Linked DNA regions of Homo sapiens: region 1 is linked to region 2. A link is a loop called in an ENCODE intact Hi-C map of the cell type or tissue named here. Cell type or tissue: MCF 10A. All regions are shown on one strand. Links, peaks and the distances in the headings refer to the core of each region. The heading gives the core; the rest is flanking DNA.

Region 1 (8,577 bases), core at 417-8,416, 54 kb before region 2:
GGAGTTCGAGACCAGCGTGGGCAACATGGCGAACCCCCGTCTCTACCAAAAATACAAAAATTAGCCAGGCGTGGTGGCATGCGCTTGAGGTCCCAGCTACTTGGGGGGCTGAGGTAGGAGGATCACTTGAGCCAGGGAGGCAGAAGTTGCAGTGAGCCAAGATCTCACCACTGACTGTACTCCAGCCTGGGCAACAGAGCCAGATCCTGTCTCAAAAAAAAAAAAAAAAAGAAGAAGAAGAAGGAAGTCTGACTAAATAAAAAACAATCAGACCCCCAAGTGTCCTCCCTTATTCCAATATCTAGGTGATTACCTCTAACTAAGCTGAGAAGACAGAAAAGTAATGATTCTGGAGAAATTAAATCTGAGAAGCTCTGAGCTCCAGGAACAGGAAGCACAGCTAATAGATTAAATGAAATCCTATGGAAAGAACTCCCGCTAGCCGGGCATGGTGGCTCAGGCCTGTAATCTCAACACTTTGGGAGGCTGAGACGGGAAGATGTCTTGAGCCCAGGAGTTAGAGATGAGTCTGGGCAACATAGTGAGACCCCATCTCTACTAAAAATTAAAATTAAAAAAAAAAAAACGGCCAAGTATGATGGTGTGTATCTGTAGTCTCAGCTACTTGGGAGGCTGAGGTGGCAGTATTGCTTGAGCCCAAAAGGTTGAGGCTGCAGTGAGCCATGTTCATACCACTGCATTCCAGCCTAGGCAACAGATCCATGGACACATAAAAAAAAAAATGGCCTCCCAGAACCCTCCAAATTTGACGGTGGGATTATTATTCCTATTTCACCCAAGACAGGAGACTAGAGAAGTCCTCTCTGAGGAAACCATCCTGTCTAAGAGACAGAACTACTGTTGAGTTTGAATTCAGTCTGTACACACAGTCTTCTTGAATGATTTGTTTATGACCAGTGCGTTCTGAGAGTCCTGGTACCTCTCTGAATGAATGATACCTATGCCATATCAGCCTTGGGGGCCCCCAATTAATGAGTTAGTTACTAGAAAACTCAGCAGTCAATAAGACTCAGCCTCATACACAGAGCATTTGATCAGCTATTTACAGTATCATTCTTATTGTGAAGAGTCAACCAAAGATTACCAGGTATTAAAGTACGCCACCAAGATGAAAAGCAAAGACATAAATAAATAAATAAATAAATAAATAATATAACTCGGAGGGAAAAGAGATAATTCAAAGGGCAGAATAAAACTCTTAAAAAGTTACACTTTCAGGGAATGCTTACATACTATTGGTGGGAATGTAAATGAGTACAACCTTCATGAAAAACATTATAGCAATTTCTCAAATAAGTAAAATTAGTACTTTCATTCAATCCAGCAATTTCACTATTTGGTATCTACCCAAAGGGAAAACATCATTATATAAAAAACATACCTACACTCATATGTTTATCATAGCACTATTCACAACAGCAAAAATATGGAATCAACCTAAGTGTCCACCAATGGAGACTGAATGAAGTTATATATATACACACATTTTATATAAATATAAAAAATACATTTTTATATAAGTATATAAAGTATGTATTTATATATGTTTTATATATATATATATATATATATGGCATGGAATACTACTCAGCCATAAAAAAGAATAAAATTATGTCTTTTGCAGCAACGTGGATGGAACTGAAGGCCATTATCCTCAGTGAATAACTCAGAAAGTTAAATACTGCATGTTCTCACTTATAAGTGGGAGCTAAACAATGGGTACATGTGAACATACAGAGGGAAATAATAGACATTGGAGACTTCAAAAAGTGGGAGGGTAGGAGGGGGTGAGGGTTGCAAAACTACATATTGGGTACAATGTTCACTCTTTGGGTGACGGGTACACTGAAAGCCCAGACTTCACCACTTCACATACAATATATGCATGTGAGAAACTTGTACTCCCTAAATATAAATAAATAAATAAATAAATATTATAACCTCAGAGAAATATAAAAAGATATTATATCCACAAAACAAATCAAACAAGAATAAGATGCTATTTTTTAAAGAGACCATGAGAAATATATGAAAGGATTCTTTCTGATTGACCAGAATTTTTTAAGTAGGTAGAATTAGAAACATAAAGTTGTAGAAATTGCCCAGAAATTAGATCGAAATAACAGAGATGGAAAATACAACAAATGGGGGGAAAAAACACAATTATAGGATTATACACAGGAGATCAGAGATCTGAATTATTGTTTCAGAAAAAATAAATTGAGAGGAAAAATATCAATAATACAAGAAAAGGTACCACATAAATGAAAGATTATACACATTAAAACCTTCAGCATGACAGCAAATATCTCAGAGTGACTTAATGCCATACACTGAAGCATGGAGTTTGCTAGTAAAGAATTACAAATACTTACTGACCAAAGATAGTCATGAGCTCAACTGCTTTATGGTAAAATAATTAGCAATTGAGTCTTCCTGCAATTGAGGATGTAATCAGTCATGAGACCACATCATGCCAATTTTCATGACCAGTTGAGTTCAGAAACTTTGTTTCTTTGTGGTTCATAGAAGTATTACTCCTAGATAAGAAGACTACTGTCTTTCGCTTTGAGACGGGAGTCTCTTTTAGAACTCCAAACATCAAATGTTCAAGTCTGAAAGCTCATAACTGTCCAAAAGGAGTTACCCACTAAGTGACTTGAATTACGCCTAGAATTCATTTCTCTATCTGTTCAATTTTCATCCCCCATGAGAATCTTCAATAATGCTAGAGAAATATCTTCAACAACAGCAGCGTGATGACTTGCAAACATTTACTGAGTAGTTCCCATGGAGGCATGAAAATACACTGGAAAGCAGGCTCATCAGATTACAGGGAGAGATGAGCAAAGCAATTTATTTATTTAAACTTTTTATATGAAAAATTTCAAATATATTTTGAAATTTCAAAATTCAAAAAAGAAAAAAGAATATAATAAACTCCATGTACTCTGCTTCAATAATTGTCAACTCACAGTCAAACTTGTTTTATTTACACCCCCATCTAATTCCATTCCCCCCCACACCACTGGATTATTTTGAAGCAAAACCAAGCCATCACATCATTTCATCTTATGTATATCTTCATATGTATATGTATATATGAAGATATACATGAATTTATACATGAAGATGAAATGAATATATATATAGGAATGAATATATATGAAGATGAATATATTTGATATATACATATATAATCAGAAATAAGAACTTTTCCTTAAATCTAAGCACAATTCATTATCATAATTAGAGGTGATTAACAATAATATATAATATTACTAACTATTCAATCACATGTGCATGTGTGTGTGTATGTTTTGGAAACACTATAGGTTAAAACATAGTTGATTGTTTTAATTCTTGTAGTTATTATTATTTTATTGAGGCTCACATCATCTCATCTTTGCCTAGAAAAAGGCTTCCCTAGCTGGCTCCAAAGTGTTTTAGACATAGCCCCAAAAGTCACTGCTAGCTCTCTTGCCCTTCAGTATGATAAATTATTCCAGGTTCATGTTACACAATTCCTGCCCCAGATCTGTGATCAGTTCTCGCCCAAAGATCCCAGGTTCCTTTTAGTGCTCACAGTCTGAGCACTAGATTTTGAACCTAGTAAATGAACCCAGAGATACTCATTTTACCTACCTTGTCATTATTGCTAAGTCTTTTCAGTCAATAGAGCCAGGGAATTTATATTTTTACATTAAAATACATCACAATTTCAATTAATAATTACAATATAATTTAAAGACTAGAAGGTTTCTTTTTGGCTCTGTTTTTGTTTTCTGAGACAAGTTCTGGCCATCACCTAGGCTAGAGTGCAGTGGCCCAATTACAGCTCACTGCAACCTTGAAATCCTGGGCTCAAGCGATCTTTCTGCCTTGGCCTTCTGAGTAGCTGGAACTACAGGCATGCACTACCATGCCCAGCCATTTAAAAAAAAAATCTCTTTTGTAGAAATGGGGTCTTGCTGTGTTGCCTAGGCTAGTCCCAAACTCCTGGGCTCAAGCAATCCTCCCACCTTGGCCTCCCAAAGTGTTGGGATTATAGGTGTGAGCCACCACAGCTGGCCAAGACTACAAGGTTTTTACTTAAACGTTTTTTCTCTTAAATCTAAATTACCTTTCTTCCATACCAAAAATCCTAGTTCCTGATACCAACATAATTTCACTTGCTTTATCCCATAATGCACACAACAGTCTCAAGAAGAACGAGAGAGAGAGACAGAGAGAGAGAAAGAGAGAGAGAGAAAAGAGAAAGAGAGGGAGGGAGGGAAGAAAGGAAGGAAAGAAGGAAAGCAGGAAGGCAGGCAGGCAGATGTAAACAGTAACAACACTATCATCAATAATAATTTTAAAAAACAATGTAAAATTGTTTCACAATTCTTTTTCTTAGGAGATATCTACATACTGTATCATTTGAAATCATTCCTCTCTGTGAGTATGCCACTAATTTGAGACTTAGGTTCATTCATGTCATTTCGCTTTCAAATTTCAGAGATTGCTTTGTTTCATGATTATTTTTTATAGTCGTGTTAAACATTTATATGCTTTTGAATTCAAAACAAAAACAAAATAGATTCAGACATATCTAGCTGTGAATCCTGTCCCCCACCACCTGGTTTCCACCCTCCTCCATAAATAATCGTTTCCTGCAATTGCTTTTAGCATAAGCAAATTTGTATTCAGATTCCTAGTTAAATAGTAGCATGGTGGACACATTTTTTTTCACCATGACTTTTTCTTACTTAGCAGTAAGCCCTAGGGGTTATTCCATAAACTTACTGATTTTTTTTTTTAAAAGTGTGTTACTTACTAGCCCAGGTGAAAAATTTTGTCTATAAAATGGGACCATTAGTAGGCAGCTGCTGGGAAAAAGAAGATTTAATCCAAGAGTATTATTTTTAAAAATATGCAGATTGGGGCTTTATAGTAAACCTTCATAAAATGACTCACCAAATTCACAGCATCGAGCTGGGAAAAATTAGAGTAGGTGGCTTTGCTTCTTACAGGCATACACAGTGTACAATTTTACCATGCAAAATGCTTTTGCTACTACAATTTTCCTTTGCTTTGCCTTTTTGAAAAGTAATGTTCCTTCCTATTTTAGTAGTACCATTTGCATTCCTATTATTCACACTGAACTGTGATTTCCATTTTTATCTTCCGTTTTTTACTTGTTTTCATTCCAGCATTTCTCCTCTTGGTCTTTGCCTTTCCTTTATCTTGCCCTTAAATGGAGGCCTCGTGTGCTATGGGAACAGTGCCATGAATTTTCTAACCATCATGCCAGGCCTCATCCCAATTTAATGATATAAGTTCCCTTGAACCATTGCCAACAAAGCTAGGACATCCCACACACATTTGCTATGGAAACACCTTCATGACTAATGGTCTCTCAAATTAAGGCATCTTAAAGTTAAAGCTAGAAATGGTATTCATTTTTTCAAAACATATTCTGCAGTCAAGGAAAAATATATAGCAGTTCTCTAAAAGTTATGAGTTGCTGTATTATTATAATACCCAGTTTCTCTGAGAGGTAGACTCCTACAAACCCAATCTCAAGGTGTGTGCAAAATGAACGCAAGAATTAGTTGATACTCCTCTGTGTCTTTAACTGAGTAGCCTCTGTTCTCCTCTGCTGTGTGTTTATGAGCTCAGGTCTTTGGATTGTGCCAAGTTCTTTACCTTAGAACAGAAGCAGAAACATTCAAGACCCTGCATGATTTGGATGCTGCCAAATCAGCAGATCACATCCCACCACTTTTCCCTCTCACACTGTCATAGCAAATTACACAGACTTCTTCAGGCCCACCAGGCCACTTTGTGCCTTTGTCCAAGCTATTGCCTCTGTCTAAGAAGACTGTGCTCATTTCCCAGGGGAATCTCTGTTTTATTCTTAAACACCTTGTTCAGGCATCACCTTCTCTAGCACACCTTCTTCTCCTCCCCAGTGAGAGCCGGCCCTTTTCTTTCTTCCATCTTTTCTTATGTATCCATGGATCTGTGACTATCTAGAGGGCAAAATAGATGTTCATTTGTTCCCCACTATGTGGCACCATGCCTGATTAGTACTGGTTCTGCTCAACCATAAATGATGGTTAATTAAATAACGGAATGAGTCAATGGGCATGTGATGTGCTCTCTTAGGTGTAAAAGGGAGACTACACTACCACCTACATACATGTTGCATTGAAATATCTGACTTAGATTTCCTCTGTTTCACATCTCTGTTTGGAAGGAATGGGGTTTTAACACACATCTCTGATTGCTGACCATGATGATTACCATAAAAATGGTGAGCATTATGGCCAGATGGAAATGAGATATGTTGATTAACTTGAATGAAGCAAAGTGGGCTTTGCCACTCTCTGTTCTTTTAACAACCCAGTCTTTAAAATCCATGCAGACGAACATCCCAGGAATCCTTTTCATCTTATATTGGGCTTTCCTATATGATGCCTCAATGCTCCTTACATTGGCTCAGCCTTGGCATATCCTTCTAATTGTCACCTTCCATTCCCTACCCACTGCTCCTAGTTGAAGACTGGCCTGCCCTGGAGTCATGTCTACACATCCTAATGAATGCGTGGCAAAAGTTGCTAATTTGATTGATTAATTTATCCAGCCCAATGAGGCAAGACAAGAGTAGTGACTCCCTGGTTAATTATAGTATGAATAACCTGTGTAAAATTATAGATGGACAGGCCTTATTCTTATGTGTTTCTTTTCAACCGGTCTGGGTTTGACAAAGGATCTCACTGTTCTTATTAAAGCAGTTTCATTATTCCAATGCTAAGGCAAGTTTTGGAACTGCCCAGTGAGAAGCAGAGTCACAGGACATACCTTATGCTCTCTAACAAATGCCATCCAAAAAACAGACACCACTGTTGTCCATCTCCTGGATGACAAAGCAGACACTTTGCAACACAGCAGAGGAGGCAGAAGGGAAACAGCTTCCTTTGCTGGTGACCAGCAGAAGCCACCCCTATTCCACTTATGCCTTTATAATCTCCAAATGCAATGGAATAATTTTGCATCAGGTTCCTGACCACAGAAATGAAACTTTTTTTCTTATTACATTTGTGTGTTTGTGATAGATGTGATTACTAAACACAGGTTTATTCGGAAGTTAACATATCTGTTGCACAAAAAGCCACTTCTCCAGCTCTTACTGAAGGGGTCATTGAGAAGTCAGAAATTCCAGTTCCTAAAAAGCTGGATGACTTTACTAATGCTGTCTTTTCTCAGTATCAGGCTTTATTACACCTTTTCCCAGAAGCCACTCTTCGTTTCCTAACTCTATCACAGCAGGGTTCAACAGAGTAGCTTTCTCCTATGCTAAACAAATGATTTTTTGAGATTTCTTTTCCACTCACTAAGCTTCCAGTACTATCTAAGTTTGCCAAATATCTCAAAGGAATTAAAGATCTAATTTAAGAGAAGATGGCAAGTGCCTTCTCAAAGAAACCGGGAGTACCCATCCTTAATGGTAAGAGTGACAAAGGAGGAAGCAGCAGTGGCCCATTTCCTCAGCCTCACTGAGCAGCATCTATGAAAAATGAGCTCAGCTGTTAACAGCCCGGGAGGGACTGCTATCTACCACATCACAGTCAGTTGAGAAGAACAGGATGTTCTGAGTACAGCATGAACCTCAAAGCTAGAGTCAAAAACCATATTTCCCAGGCAAGTGTTTACCTTTGTCTTCAATCTTCAAGAGAGAACGTTTCTGTTCTATGAAGAGTTAAGAAAACCCTGCCTGAGAAAGGAGCAGTGCAGAACTGATACACCTCTTTATTTTCACCTTATTAATGAAAAGAAAGCTCACTCTGGGTTGATAACAACATACCAATATAGGAAGAGTGCCAAAGTAACCCTGGCACTCTTCCTATATTCTTTTTTTTTATTATTGTATTTTAAGTTCTGGGATACCTGTGCAGAATGTGCAGGTTTGTTACATAGGTATACAAGTGCCGTGGTGGTTTGTTGCACCCATCAACCTGCCATCTACATTAGGTATTTCTCCTAATGCTATCCCTCCCCTGGAACCCCCACCCAATGTCAGGCCCCAGTGTGTGATGTTCCCCTCCCTGTGTCCATGTGTTCTCATTGTTCAACTCCCAATTATGAGTGAGAACATGCAGTGTTTGGTTTTCTGTTCCTGTATTAGTTGGCTGAGAATGATGGTTTCCAGCTTCATCCATGTCCCTGCAAAGGACATGAACTCATCCTTTTTGTGGCTACATAGTATTCCATGGTGTATATGTGCCACATTTTCTTTATCCAGTCTATCATTGATGGGCATTTGGGTTGGTTCCAAGTCTTTGCTATTGTGAATAGTGCTGCAATAAACATACGTGTGCATGTGTCTTTATAGTAGAATGATTTATAATCCTTTGGGTATATACCCAGTAATGGGATAGCTGTGTCAAATGGTATTTCTGGTTCTAGGTCCTTGAGGAATCATCATACTGTCTTCCACAATGGTTGAACAGGCACCCTACAGAATGGGAGAAAATTTTTGCAATCTATCCATCTGACAAAGAGCTAATATCC
Region 2 (8,577 bases), core at 196-8,195:
AATCTATGCTGGTAAGAAGAACTACAAGAGCTTTGATTCAACATTTTATGCAGGCCTAGATAATTATTTGTTGTAGGGAGACTGTTCTGTGTGCTATCACATGGTTAATGGTGTCTCTCTGGTCTCTACTCACTAGATGTCTCATATCCCAAGTTGTGACAATCATAGGTGTCTTCAGACATTACCAATGTCTTCTTGGGGGAAGGAGACAGAGGAGCAAAATCACTCCCAGTTGAGAATCAGTGACTTAATGTACTACAATAAAACTCATTATTCCACAGTGTAGCACTTTTTTCAAAGCCCAGTGAAATTATGGTATCATTTCTCAAAGTTATTTACAGAAGTTCCTCAAATACTTTTATTCAGCATTTCCATGGGGACTTGTTTGCAGCTACCCCTAAAGATGAGATTGTTCTAGAAGTGGGTAGAGACTGAGAGGGGAGGTAAAATAGCAAAAATGACAAAAGAAGACATGAGGTGTTTAATCACCCTCTTTTTCTTAGGTCAGGGCTATGCTGCCTAGGGCCCTTGTGTTTCCCTAGATTTGAAACATCAACAGACTGCAGGGCCCTCTGGGCATATCACAGCTTCTGCCATGGCTCCTAGAAGCCTTTGAAGCTGACAAAAAAAGGATGGAAGCCACTCTCATCTGCACATGCTATTTTTGCATATGATGCTCCCTCTGCCTGGAACACTTCACTTCCACCTTCCCTTCATCACTTTCAGTGGTAACCCCCAGGCCTATTTCCTTGGTAAACGTTACCTTCAGAAATAATCATGTTTGTTCATTGACTTATCTGCTGAATGTCTGACTTCTTCACCACTCCCCAGTTATCGCTAGAACGGAAGCTCAATGGAGCAGTGACCCATAACTCTATTTCTAATTCCTAGAGAAAAACATGACTGATGCATAATATATGTTCAATAAATATGTGTTGAATTAATTCACTAATCCTAGACCCTACCTTATACTATTTAAGCTTTTTACATGTCTCTCTCTGAACCACAGACAAACCATTCATGAAATGATCTTTATGGGGAAGGCATGACAAGAGTCAAAAGGAAGAGTCTTAAGAGATGAGTCGCTGAACATCATACTATTGTAAGCCTGAAGGGGTGGTTTGGTTTAGGCAGCCCAGTAACCCTGGAAAAGACTTGCAGACAAACTGTTGTCTGTGTACCAAGATCTTCCTATCCTAGTGTGGGAACATTAGTCTCTATGTGACTCAGCAACTTTTTGCTCCTACTGTGCACTCCACCCTTGTTATTCCTTCTTGTGAAGATATCTTGGGACTTTGCCCAACTGACTCCGTGCTCACACTTCATTGTTTTGTCCTCTCTTCTTTCTCATTCAGGAGCTCTCTTGGGAATAGAAGATTTCATGTGGGATGAAGAGAAACACAAATGTAATAGAAAAACAAAACTGGGAAAGGAAAAAAATGTTTTTGAGTGAAACTATGAAGTGACTATAGGTTGATTCATCAGTAGAAACATATGGAAACACTTATCTCAAAATTCAGTAGTTATGAAACTTGAAACCCGCTTCAATATTTTATTCAGAGTTATGTATTTGACCTTCAGGAATTCCATGTTAAGTTTCTGCTCAAAGACCAAGGAAACATCTAATTGATTGATCAAAAGGTTCATAATTAGATCCATTTTTTTCCTGAATCCATATTGGAGAAACAAGAAATAGATGACCTAAAAAAAATCCTTGAGTGGATGTCTCACCAGCCAGGAAAATTCCAAATAAAGTTTGCTTTGTGTCCAAGGGCTGAAATGAGGTGACTGTAATAGAAGTGATAGCAGGGAGCAGGTTGCTATTCTGACCTTGGTCTGCTCAGACTGCTGTAAGCATGGCCATCATTATACAGAAGGTCCAGTCACATCACGTGGGCAGAAACTAGACATTAACTTCAAGTTTTCTTTCCAGTTTTTATTTCTAATATGCCATTCTTCTCCTGGTATAATGACATAATAGCACATGAATGGACTTTACTTGGCAAACCAATGATTCCAAAAATTATTTTCAAAAGTTACACAGTAACCATAACCACAGTGTTCCATCACCAGGACAATATAACTTCAAGTCTCTTTGGCAACTCCATGAGGGGAGGGGGAGGATGAAGGAGTAATCACCTTGTTCTGCAGTTTCCTAGTCAGGCACCTAATATTCTCATTCTACTCAGTCTGTCTGTCTCTCATTCTCTCTCTCTCTCTCTCTCTCTGTCTCCTCTCTCCTCTTCCTCTCTGATCAAATGAGTTACTCTTGCCTCCTCTAAGGTCTTTAGATTCTGTTGCGATCAGAAAACAGGCTTTGGAATCTCTGCTTCAGTACCTTCATCTGAATATTAAAAAAAGGAGCAAAGTACCAACTGTCAGCCTATGTTTATAAAGCAAACTATCTGAGAAAATAATAGAAGTTTATTGACATAGACAAAACAGGCTACATATAGTGGCTCTGATATATTAAATATTTTTATAGTGTACTCATATTTAAACATAGTCAACCAAAAGCCAAAGGTCTTATTAATTAAGCAAAAATCAGAAAGCATATTATTAAATTTTAGTGTGACAAACACCATAACACAGGAAGGTACCACAGGGATGAGATTCAGAGGATTAATTGGGCAAAGAGATCTAGAAATAAACTTTATTTATTTATTTATTTATTTATTTATTTTGAGATGGAGGCTTGCTCTGTCGCCCAGGCTGGAGTGCAGTGGCGCGATCTTGTCTCACTGCAACATCTGCCTCTCAGGTTCAAGCAATTCTCCTGCCTCGGCCTCCCGAGTAGCTGGGACTACAGGCGTGAACCACCACATCTGGCTAATTTTTGTATTTTTAATAGGGACAGGGTTTCACCATGTTGGCCAAGCTGGTCTCGAACTCCTGACCTCGTGATCTGCCCCCCTCAGCCTCCCAAAGTGCTGGGATTACAGGCGTGAGTCACCGTGCCCAGCAGAAACAAACTTCTTTATGGAAATAAAATTGAAAAGAGAACATTGCCAAATAAAAAATGTTTGCACCACACACTTGTTACAAACAGCCAAGATGTTATTCAAGACTATTGCAAAAGAGGAGAGGGATTGAACTCAACTCCTAATTATTGCAAAGACAGCTGGAGATTTATACCCAATGAGGAGAGTGAGGAGGTCAGTGGATCAACAATTGGTAAGGATGAGAGATTCTTGAAGGACTTAGCAGGATTATTTGCAAAAATGGGGCTCAACAGGCCAAATTAGAAGCCTAGACGAGAAGAAGTTTCAAAGGACCCTGACTAAAGTTGGCACAGAAGAGAGTCTTTGTCACTGTGCAGGTGATGGATAGAAACAGAAACTAAAAGCCACTGTACTACACAAAGTTGGAGAAAATTCTCTTTGTGGTTTATTGAGTTTAGGGAGATAAAAAGCACCCTGGTGAAAGGAACCTGCCCACCACATAGCCTGGGGCCTCCTAGAGTATTTAGAATGGAGCATGACATTCTAAGGACATCGGGAAGTGTTTACTGAGAAACCTGAGTGAAAGTATGTCTGAGTCACATGCGACAGCAATCATGAAGTCAGGAATTTATGGAACTCTTAGTTCATCCACTCAACATTCACTCAGCAAGTATTTATGGAGAGCCCAAACGTATTTATGGAGAGCCTATTATGTTGCAAGCACTGTCTTAGGTGCTTAAGATATAGCAATGAAAATAACAGAAAGAAAATTGTTCTCAGGGAGCACATATTCATATGGGAGGGAAGAGACAATTTTAAAACACAACAAATAAATAAAACAGGCAGTTAAATGAATGACATGGAGAGAAATTGGTAGCGTGGGGGTGTGGTGTAATTTAAATAGGGTGGTGAGATCTCAGTAAGAAGGTCACATCTGCATAAAGACCTAAATGAAATTAAGGAGTGAACCCAGTGGATATTGAGGGAAGACGTTAATAGAAGCAGTTGGCTGCTTTGTGAACGAATCACTGAGTTAGGGTATAGGCTGTGACTAACTGCCCATCTTCCTTTCTTCCTTCCCTGGCTCTCTTCTACTCATCCCTCAGGTTTTGACTTAAAAACTTCTCCTTTGGAAGCATTCTCTGTTTTCTTCTTGTCTAGATTATGAACACTTTTCTGTATCCCCACAGCATTCTACTTCCTCTATCAAAATAGTTATCACACTTCATCATATACATTTCTTTCCATATTACTCTATAAAGACTAAGAAAACCTTCTTGTGCCACTCAAAATTATGTCTCTGATATCCAGCACAAAGCAGGAGGCAGAATTACGTTGGGAATCAGACTATCTGGGATTTATATAGTGGCTGTAACACTTTCTTAATACGTGCCTGTGGGCAAGTTACTTGGCCTTTCTGTGCCTCAGTTTCCTCATTTTTAACAATGGGAGTACAGATCTAGCAAGTGCCTGACACAGCGTAGATGCTTGATATAGGAATCTAACAATTGCTACTTCCTCCAGAAACATTTCAGTCCACAGGGAGCATTGCTTTCTGTGAAGTTCAAAGAAAGTGTGGCCCAGTGAAATGAACATGAGTTTTAGATTCAGATAAAGCTGAGTCAGTTTGAATACTCATATCCAATATTTTGTAATTATATAAATGGGTATAAAAATCTTTATTTCAACAGTTTGTTGAGGATTAAAAAGAGACAACACACACAGGGGCCTAGCATACAGCAGGTACTCAACAGACGCTTATTCTGCCATCATCATTACTCATATTTATCTGTTATTATCCTTCATTTGCACTTCACTGTCTGATATCTTATAAGCATCTCTTGTGGAGTCATTTAACTTTTCCTTAGGCCCAAACTCTGGCTTCCCCAGTAGAGTGTAAGTTATTTGGGGTAGAACTATATGTTTCACTTCTCAGAGATTCTCATAATGCCTTGCACAAGACCATTCCCAGAGTAGGCACTCAATATGAATTGAATGAATAATAAATAGGAGAAAGAGAGCGAGAAAGAGAGGAAGAGAGGTTTTGATAAGTCAAGGGTTGTATGAAGAATAGACCTAGGAATGGTTCATGGAAATCAATGTAAATGACTCTTGCAAATGAGCAGACTGAAATATATTTAGAGCTCCCTTAGGGGAAAAAATTTCATTTCCATTCCTAGGATAGATATTTATCTGTTCAGAATCATTCAGATATAGTCCTGCCTGAAGAAAGAGGTAACCTCTCAAATTCTTTCTTGACCTATTATATATATTCTCTCTCTCTCTCTCCCTATTTCTGTGTGTGTATGAGTGTTTTTAAAATCAATGTATCAATAATTTTAGACAGAGAGAAGACAACATGATTGTCTGAATGAGATGCATATTTTTCCACAGGGTACAAATAAAATATTCCAAGAGATAACACAGTTAGATTTCAAAGTATTACTAAGAAGAACTAGCTATGTTTTTATTAGTTGAAAGAATCTCACTGCAAATAAACCAATCTGCTATTTTAATGCTAAACAGAAAAACTTTGAATTATGCAAAAAAATAATGCACAGCTTCTGATGATTATAAAATGCATTACTAAAGGCTATGATGCATCATTTATAGGCTACTATTGGAAATCTGAGCTCTGAGAGATGATTAGTTTAAATAACTGAAAGGGAAAGTGACTTGGCATATGAGGAAAGATAACTATTTCACAAAATAAGCCCACCAAATTTGAGACAATGAATTAAACAACTTACAAATCTGCTCAACAAAAGCATAGGTAAAAAGAAAGATCTATGAATCCTTTTATCAATTGCTTCTTAAGTATTTATTTATTTTTAATTAATTTAATTTTGTCACTCTGTCTTCCAGGCTGAGTGCAGTGGTGTGATCATAGCTCACTGCAGCCTCAGCCTCCTGGGTTCAAGCGATCCTCCCACCTCAGCCTCCCGAGTAGAGGGACTACAGGCACGTACCACCACACCCAGCTAATTTTTTATTTTTTATAGGCGAGGTCTCTCTATGTTGCCCAGGTTTGTCTCCAACTCCTGGACTCAAGCAATTCCCCTGCCTCGGCCTCCCAAAGTGCTGGGATTACAGGCGTAAGCCACCGTGCTTGGCATCTCCTTAAATATTTAAATACAGTGGTGTCTCTCACTCTCAGAACCAAGGACTGTTGGAATATCCAGAGACATCGTTTCAGAGGTCATGAATTTTGTAAATTTTTTTATTTTTATTTTTGCATGTTAACAATATATTTTTTAAATCTTGTATAGTTTAACAACAAAACTGTATTAGTTTTCTATTACTGCTATAACAAAGTACCACAAACTTAGTGGGTTAAAACAACAAAATTTGTTATCTTACAGTTCTGGAAGTCAGACACCTGACACAGTTTTCATTGGACTAAAATCAAGGTGTCAGCTAGCCTGGGCTTTTTCTGGAGGCTCTAGAGGAGAAACCATTCTTGCCTTTGCAGCTTCTAGAGGGTAGCCGCATTCCTTGGCCTGCAGCCTTCTTCTTCCTTCTTCAAAGCCAGTGATGAAGCACGTGTCTGAGTCTGCTACCATCGTCACATCTCTTTCTCTGACTAAAGACTGGAAAGATTCTCCAAGTATAAGAATTCAGATTATTAGATTGGGGCCACCTGAATAATCTCCCTGTTTCAAGATCCTTAAACATAGTCACTTCTGCAAAGTTCCATTTGCCATGTAAGGCAACATGTTTATAGATTAGAATATAGATGTCTTTGGGGAGCCATTATTGTGCAAAACACAAGAACTCTTACCACTTACAATTGGAACAAAAAAGCAGTTTCTTAGAATAATACTTTAGCTTTATAAATCAGCATTTTTCAAATTGGAGTCAGTAGACATGCGATCTTGAATACCTATGATATTTTTAAGATGTTTCTTTATTTGAGGAACACAGACATTTAGTTTTTTCTATTAGTTCTAGACCTGTTGTCTAATCAGAGATAAGATTCCTATAGGAAACAGTTAATTTTTTTCAGCTCTATCACCAAAGACCTCATCTGATAGGGATGCCATCTTGCAAATATATACTTTGGGTTCAAGAGGGTCTATGGTAAAGGGTACATAGCATTATACACAATGTATTCTCATTTCTGGAAAACCAACTCAATAATCGTTTTTTACTCCAGTGTATCAGTATCATCATTACCTGGTAGAAAGAAGAGTCCATTAGACAACTCTTCAAAGAATAACACAGGAGAAAGACTCTTACCAAGGGACTGTGAGCCTGAAGGAACTCACTTTTCCTGCTCTGTTATTTTGCTTCTTTATTATACAGAAGAAACAGGACATCTTTGCTCAATCAACATTAGAAACAGAAGCAGTTCGCCAAGTAGCAAGTGAAAGGTGTTATAAGCAGGCAAGGAACAGTGGGGATTGAACTTCTGGGGAATCTCTGGGCTTCCTGATATTCTGAGTCCTTGTGAATTTTCCTTTTTCTCTTTTCTTTTCTTTTTTTTTTTTTTTAAGATATAGGGTCTCCCTTTGTCATCCAGGCTGGAGTGCAGTGGCAAGACCATAGCTCACTGCAGCCTCAAGCTCCTGTACTCAAGTGATCCTCCTGCCTCAGCCAAGAAGCTGCGACCACAGGTGTGTGCCACCACACCCAGCTAATTTTATTTTATTTTTTAATCTTTTTAGACACAGGGTCTTGCTTGGCTGCCCAGGCTGATCTTGAATTCCTAGCTTCAAACAATCCTCCCACCTCAGCCTCCCAAAATGCTGGGATTACAGGTATGAGCCACCACACCCAGCCTATGAATTTTTCTTAAGAGAAAAATTCTACCTCTCATGGGATTCTCAAAAGTATGTGACTCCCAAAAAAATTAAGAACCACTGTTCTCACATGAGAAAGAAAAAAAAAACTAACCCGAGAATTCTGAGAAATATGATAATCAACCAATAAAGTGGAAAATTAGAAAGATTGGCAGGGAAGTGGAGAGGGCAGAAGGCTTATTTGTATGTTCATATGAGTAAAAAAAGTTCACTAAATCATTGTTTCAAGAATGACTATGAGCAGGGAAAGCTCACAGAGATTTTTTTCATCACCAGCTGTCTTTTTCTTTTCTACCACACTGCACAGCCCAGCACAGCCACCGGATCCTCACAGCAGTATGGAACTTGGCTTTTGCTTTTGGTTCTTGACACCATTCATTACTGTGTCTTCAAGTGTGGAGTCACAGCATTTATAAAGCATGAGGAGTGCAGATGTTCTAAAGACACATTTACACACACACAAACACACACATGCAGACACACAGCCTGTTGTAAAATGAGCTATTACTATTTACTCACATCTCCCCAAATGTACTCTTCCTATCAAATTAACCCAAAATAGAAAAAACAAAACACCACTCTGAGATATTTTTTTACAGCTCATTTTTAATGATTCAGTTTACCACCCCCGACAGCAGTAGCCCCAAAAAAGAAGAAAGTGCATTACTGGCCAATGTAATGGAACTCTACCCCAGAAACAGAAAGGTCATGAGACCAGTTTTCTGTAAATATTTACTCACATTAACCTATGTTTAATGTGTCGAATGCCAAATTCTACAACTGAGTCAACATATGCTGACCTCTCATTGTGTCTTTTTATCACTTTTTCTCAC

Evidence for each region. Hi-C counts contacts between places; a loop is a spot of excess contacts. Peaks named below come from ENCODE experiments on the same cell type or tissue, not always from the same donor. Only the 100,000 strongest peaks of a DNase experiment are listed, where the experiment ranks them.
Region 1: it touches region 2 in a loop (5-fold over the local background); 5 of 110 quality-filtered maps call a loop at or near these places.

The regions. Positions count from the first base shown.
Region 1 is chr12:92,023,193-92,031,769 of GRCh38, forward strand. All of the region lies in intron 1 of LINC01619 (long intergenic non-protein coding RNA 1619), which reads right to left. Among named protein-coding and RNA genes, the nearest start is that of LINC01619, 120 kb to the right of the region's middle. In MCF 10A, for the core only: no CTCF peak of the experiment used is centred there; a DNase peak (open chromatin) is centred at 5,319.
Region 2 is chr12:92,077,146-92,085,722 of GRCh38, forward strand. The region is part of intron 1 of LINC01619 (long intergenic non-protein coding RNA 1619); the gene reads right to left. Among named protein-coding and RNA genes, the nearest start is that of LINC01619, 61 kb to the right of the region's middle. RefSeq lists enhancers at 540-1,739, 1,088-1,382. In MCF 10A, for the core only: no CTCF peak of the experiment used is centred there; DNase peaks (open chromatin) are centred at 1,276, 3,076 and 3,536.